Regions from separate parts of the Mus musculus genome. Here region 2 is linked to region 1. A link is a loop called in an ENCODE intact Hi-C map of the cell type or tissue named here. Cell type or tissue: heart. All regions are shown on one strand. Each heading gives the region's core, and the rest is flanking DNA. Links, peaks and the distances in the headings are about the cores only.

Region 1 (2,816 bases), core at 259-2,758:
TGTAGAAATTAAAAACCAGGAAGACAAATCACTCCTCTATTTCATTAATGGGAAAGATGTGTTAGTATTTAAAATTATCTTGTTCATGAAACAGAAATCACTCATTTGTATTTTACTGTAACATAAAGTGGTACTTAAGGCTATATGACAGAAACACGTATCTCACCCTTGTTAGTACCTGTTTTGAGATAATTCCCTGGAGTCCACCTGAGGCTGCAGAGTTCACTTGAGCAACACATCCTAGGCAAGAATGTCTTGGGAGTTGGAAAAATGCCTACTGCTGTCTTAATCTTGGCCCTGTCCTCACAGCACTTGGAAGGTCAGATGGACACTTGGAAACCTGTCCATTTTGTTACCTAAAAAAAAAAAAAGAAATGGCACTGCCAGTCACTGCCAACAATAGAAGAATGCAAAGGATGAGACCTGAGGTGGCATGATGACCTTTCACTTTAAAACTCACTTTCAGGTTGTTACAATAAATAAAATCCAGGAGGGAAAAAAAAAAGGATGGTTCTATGTTAACTAGTTAGTTCTAGCTGCCCTGGAACTCACTTTGTAGACCAGGCTGGCCTCAGACTCAGAAATCTACCTGCCTCTGCCTTCCGAGTGCTGGGATTAAAGGCAAAAAAGGATGGTTCTATGTTGACTAGCTCTGGCAGGCACTTGCCTCTTCTGACCTTGTTCTAATCTACATGGGGCAGACAGACCCAGACTCTCAGTGCTGATGTGATCTTTTGTCCCCCAGGTGGTCCAATTTTGACCGGAAGTTCCTCAGCAAAGTCCTCATGAGAAGATCTGCTCAAAAATCTCGAGATCGGATCCTGAATGTTTTCCATGAGCTGAATTTGAAGGATGCTATCAGCTATGTGGCTGAGGTACTAGAATATCCTGTTTATCCCTCTGCTGAAGTTGAGGGCTAAAGTAAAACATCAGATGCGGTCTAGGGCATAGGCAGAGGGCAGTGATGTGTGACCCTTGTGTGCTATGTTTGAGTGGCTCACCACAAATGTTCTTGTGAATTGTGGAGTTGTACTCTAGGAATAGGGCATGTCAGAGTTCCCTGTCACTCAAGAACCAGAGGCATAGGTACAGTGACTATCTAGATGCTGTGGTTTTGGTAGAAACCAAATCCTCCTGATCATGGAGACTAGGCTCTAGAGGAGTATGAATGCCTTATTTTCCCTAAAAAGAATGAAAGACGTTGGGAAATGGGTAATGGGCCCAGGTCCTCTACCTATTCACACATATATACTGTACTCAGAAACAAGTTGGTAGATATTTTCTAATGGCTGATGACCTTAAGGAGCAGCCTCACATGTACATACATACACAAAGGCATGGCTGATACATGCACACCCAAATGTATAGTAATGCTTACATTTACAAATATGAACACACACATACCCAGGTACATGTAAACGAATACATACATATATACATACATACATACATACATAGTCATAAATACATGTATGCATAGAAACAACATAGACATATATGTTGTACATATTCATATTAAATCCTTCAATGACATACATGTGACTGTCTTGTGGCCAGTTCATCCATGACCCACCCACTCCTGTCTGGGCTCCATGACATCCTTTATTAATAGACATAAGTCCCAATTAAGCACCATATGACCCCATGACCATTGCCACTCAGAGACTCTGATGGGGACAAAAATTACCTCCCCAACCTTCAAGCTGGGGTGGTATACCCTAGATATTTTTGTGTCCTTTAAGAGATTCTGTTTTTACCTACTGTTTTTTGTTTTTTGTTTGTTTGTTTGTTTTTTCTGCTCAACCTTTAGCTCTACTCCTCTCAAGTGAGACTTTGATGACTTTTGCTTGGACCCAACTCCAGCTCTTACTCTGTATCTTGGCCCTCGTTGAGCTGCAAAGTGTCTAGGGACATTGCACGGGGTCCCAGGAAGGCTGATCTTCCTTGAGCTTCATCTCTGCCTGCCCGAGTCCACAGGCCCTTCAGCTTGGTCACAGGATCTTTCGACATGGCAGGTGCCACCTAAGGGACATCCTTGAGTGCTAATGAGTCTATGTTCTCCTTGTAGGGAGAGCGCCGTGGGTCCCTGGCCTTCATTCGCTCCCCAAGTACGGACAATATGGTCAATGTGGACTTCAACACACCCCGCCCATCTACTGTGGAGGCGTCTGTCTCATATTTCTTGTATGTGACCAGTTCATAAACTCCCCTGGTAAAGTGTACCCCTAAAAAGCATCTCTCTTATGACCATTAAGCCTACTAGTTCCTCCTACAGGGCCTAAGGCAACTGAGTAAGGAAAGTATAAGTTGACCAGGATAGGAGAAGGGTACAGAAAGATGCCTGCATCCCCATCTGTGAAAGCACACCTTTATTCAGCAGTCAGCAGGACTGTGAAGCACTGAGATTAGAGAGAAGGAAAAAGGCAGGAAGGGTTAGCAGCAGATGCCTGGCGTGTTTAGAAGTTCATGTCCTTTAGCCCTGAGCAGCTAATTGTCAGTTTTTATGATGGTGGCTATTCTAGCACTTATGAGAGGCTGTGGGCCTCAGGAGTCATAGTTGGGCTGTAGAGGGGGACTGGTGGCACTGGGGTTCAACTTTACACAGAAATCTAGAAGGTATTCTGGGAAACCATCCAAGCAGTCCTGAGGCAGGAAGGGACTATGAAGTACCTAAGCAGGGCAGGTGACTTCTGTGTAGCTGCTCCCCTGGGCTCAGTGTTGGTTCCTGCAGGAGGGAAAATGTCAGTGCTGTATGCCTGGACATGCAGTCCTTGGAACAGAGGCGGAGGAGCATCCGTGACACCGAGGACATGGTC
Region 2 (2,816 bases), core at 15-2,514, 63 kb before region 1:
CTCTCTCTCTCTCTCTCTCTCTCTCTCTCTCTCTCTCTCTCTCTATCTCAGTGTTTGAGGCAGGGTCTCTCAGTGAACCTGGAGATCACTAATTGGCTGGACTGGCTCGTCAGTGAGCTCCAAAGCTGACTCAACCTGAACTCCTGAGTGCTGGGATTACAGGTTCATGCCAGTACAACCTGCTTTCATGTAGGTGCTGAAGATCTGAGCTGAACTACTCATGCCTGCCAAGGCAAGGGATTTACTAAATGAGCCATCTCCCGGATTCCTAGATTTTGGCTCTTTTGAGACACAGTCTTGCTTTGTAGTCCTGGCTGGCCTCAGACTCACTGTATAGTCCAGGCTAACCTCAGACTTGTGGCAATACTCATTCTTCTGACTCCTAGGTGTTGGGATTACAGGAATATGCCAGCATATTAGCCATACCATTTGTTTGAGTCAGAATCAACTATAGCCACAAGTCAGATTTTATGCTCCCCCATGGTCCTGCATGGGTACACACCTAGGAGCCATGCTTAGTCAAACTTGGCCTTTCCCACACATAATTACCTTATATCAAACTGGTAATATAAAAGGATTTGCCCCTGATCACACAGTTCTGTGTGTGTGCAAACCTCTATCGTTGGTGGTGGGCAGTTTTGGAGGGAACTTTAGGGATTCACACCTAAAGGTCAGATTCAGGAGCCTTGTAGTCAGGGATTGTTTCGGAATGGCTGGTCATCTGGGCAGTAGATCTCGCCTCTGTTCCCCAAGCAGATCGGGGATGCAAGCTCTCCCAGAAGCACTACCAGTTCACTCTCCTTGAGGGAAGCAGCATTTCCCTAAGGGTCTCATTTTCTAGGGGTAAGCCACCAACTTCCCCAGCTGCTGCGAATTAGGTAAGACAGGGTCCCTGAAGGCAGAACCCAGTTGCCATACTTGCCCTGTGCCAACAGGAATTGTTGTGCTGATTATTCACGAAATGGCAGTGTGTGGAGGCAGTGTTGTCCCCGGCGGTGCGTTCCACTCATAGAAGTGCAAGGTCACCCAGTGAGATAGCCACACCTCATCTCAGAGCCCACTCCAGTATTTGACTTCTGTAACCTCCCAGGCACCCTAGAAGAGGCTGGGTGCTGAGTTTCGTTTCTATTTATAGTTATCTTGTTCTATGTTGAGGATAATTTTATAACCTGATTGAAATTCCTCTGGGAAGTAGGTAGGGGTGTACACCCTAAATAGATAAGGTGCCCTGTGATTTGGTGAAAGGCAATATTCGTTTATTTCCCCTGTCGTAAAAATGCTCTACAATCTGAGTGAAGCAAGAGTTGACAACCTGGGAGATGCCCCAGAAGGGAGGTGAAGGCAGCACTCGATGATTTGCATATAAAACTCAAAATGGGAGGAGAGTTTATAGGGAGAGTAGAGCAAGGCTAGATACCCCTGCTGCCTGGTTTCCTGTTCTTCCTGTCTTCTTTTGGTGTGTCTAGCCAGTTTCTGCTCAGCCATGTGAAGAATGGACTGGAATCTCAGGGTGAAGGATGCTCAGAGGGCAGCATCCACCTCCCCAGCTGAAGCTCTTACTAATTACCATCGGGCTTAGTCTGTGGTTTCTTTTCCAGAGCCCAGTCTCCTCTTTCCATAATGGAGTCTTCTCCTCCTAGATAAGTAGAGTAGGAGAAAATATGTGAAGACTGGACCTTGCACGAGGACAGGAATGATTGGACGTTTATTCTGGCAAGGGTCACTGGAGCTGCATAGCACTGGGCTGTGGAAGTCACTTTTTTTTTTTTAAATGTAAGAACTAATATAAAGTTCCTCACTCGCCTACATTTTATTTAACAGCTTTACTGAGGGTCAATTGACATACAATCAACCCTATAAAGAATCAATTCTATGTTCTGACATGTGTCTCTACTGGAGAAAATACCACCATAAACAAGATAAGAGATTTTTCCATCACCCATAGGTCCTTGTGTCCCTGAAGTTCCCTCCCTGTTCATGACCCATCTTAGCACAGCCAACCTGGCTCACCCTGAAGGGATAGCCAGTTTTCATCTTCTAGAACTCTTACAGAATTATACACCGTGACTTTTAACCTTTTGTCTTTCTGCCTTCACTCAGAAGAGCTGTTCTGAGACTCAGTTCTGATCTGAGGCACAGCCTTAGTCATGTTCACAGGCTAGTTGTATCCCATTATATAAGTGAACCATAACCTTTCATTATGGTGCTCACTTGAGTTCTTTCCAACTTTGTCATTACTTTAGCCATCCTCACTTTCTTTGATTATGACCAACACAATGTGGTTTTTCTCCAAGACTTTAGTTTTAGCTTAACTTTTTTATTTATACTTAAAAGTTGTGTTTGTTTTTTGTTTTGTTTTGTTATGTTATGTTTTTTAAGAAATAGATAACTGGACCTTAGATGCCCCCACCTCCAATCTGAAACACTTTTAAAAATCATTTTAATTGTAGTGTTTAGACCATTTATATTTAATGTGATTGTGAAAGGTAGAACTTAAACAGGCTATTTTTGTTTTCTATTTGTTCCATCCATTCTTTGTTCTCTTTTGTTTAGTTTTCCCTTTTCTCTATGATTTCATTTTACTTCCTTTGGGGGTTTAGTTTTATTTGTTGTCTTAGAATCTCTGGCACGCCTGTATTCTCGTAGTCTCCCATCAAGTGACAACACTGAACTAAGGGACTTTCAGCTGTGTTTTCCGATTCTTCCCTCCTGGCCTTTGAGCTGTTTCGGACACACGCTTTTCCTACATACACTGTAATGCCATTTACTATGCAGTAACAATTTGCTTCCCATACCTAAGAGATCACAAGACACAA

What was found. A loop is a pair of places that touch in the nucleus more often than their neighbours do. Peaks named below come from ENCODE experiments on the same cell type or tissue, not always from the same donor. Only the 100,000 strongest peaks of a DNase experiment are listed, where the experiment ranks them.
Region 2: a loop joins it to region 1, with 1.9 times the contacts of the local background. A loop is called at or near these places in 6 of 42 quality-filtered maps.

What each region holds. Positions count from the first base shown.
Region 1 is chr13:74,160,952-74,163,767 of GRCm38, forward strand. It overlaps Slc9a3 (solute carrier family 9 (sodium/hydrogen exchanger), member 3), which reads left to right. Exons shown (of 16, transcript NM_001081060.2): 10 at 746-875; 11 at 2,069-2,184; 12 at 2,732-2,816. Among named protein-coding and RNA genes, the nearest start is that of Gm41003, 40 kb to the left of the region's middle. In heart, for the core only: no CTCF peak of the experiment used is centred there; no DNase peak of the experiment used is centred there.
Region 2 is chr13:74,098,093-74,100,908 of GRCm38, forward strand. It overlaps a transcript of Slc9a3 not described here. Among named protein-coding and RNA genes, the nearest start is that of Slc9a3, 22 kb to the right of the region's middle. In heart, for the core only: no CTCF peak of the experiment used is centred there; a DNase peak (open chromatin) is centred at 1,019.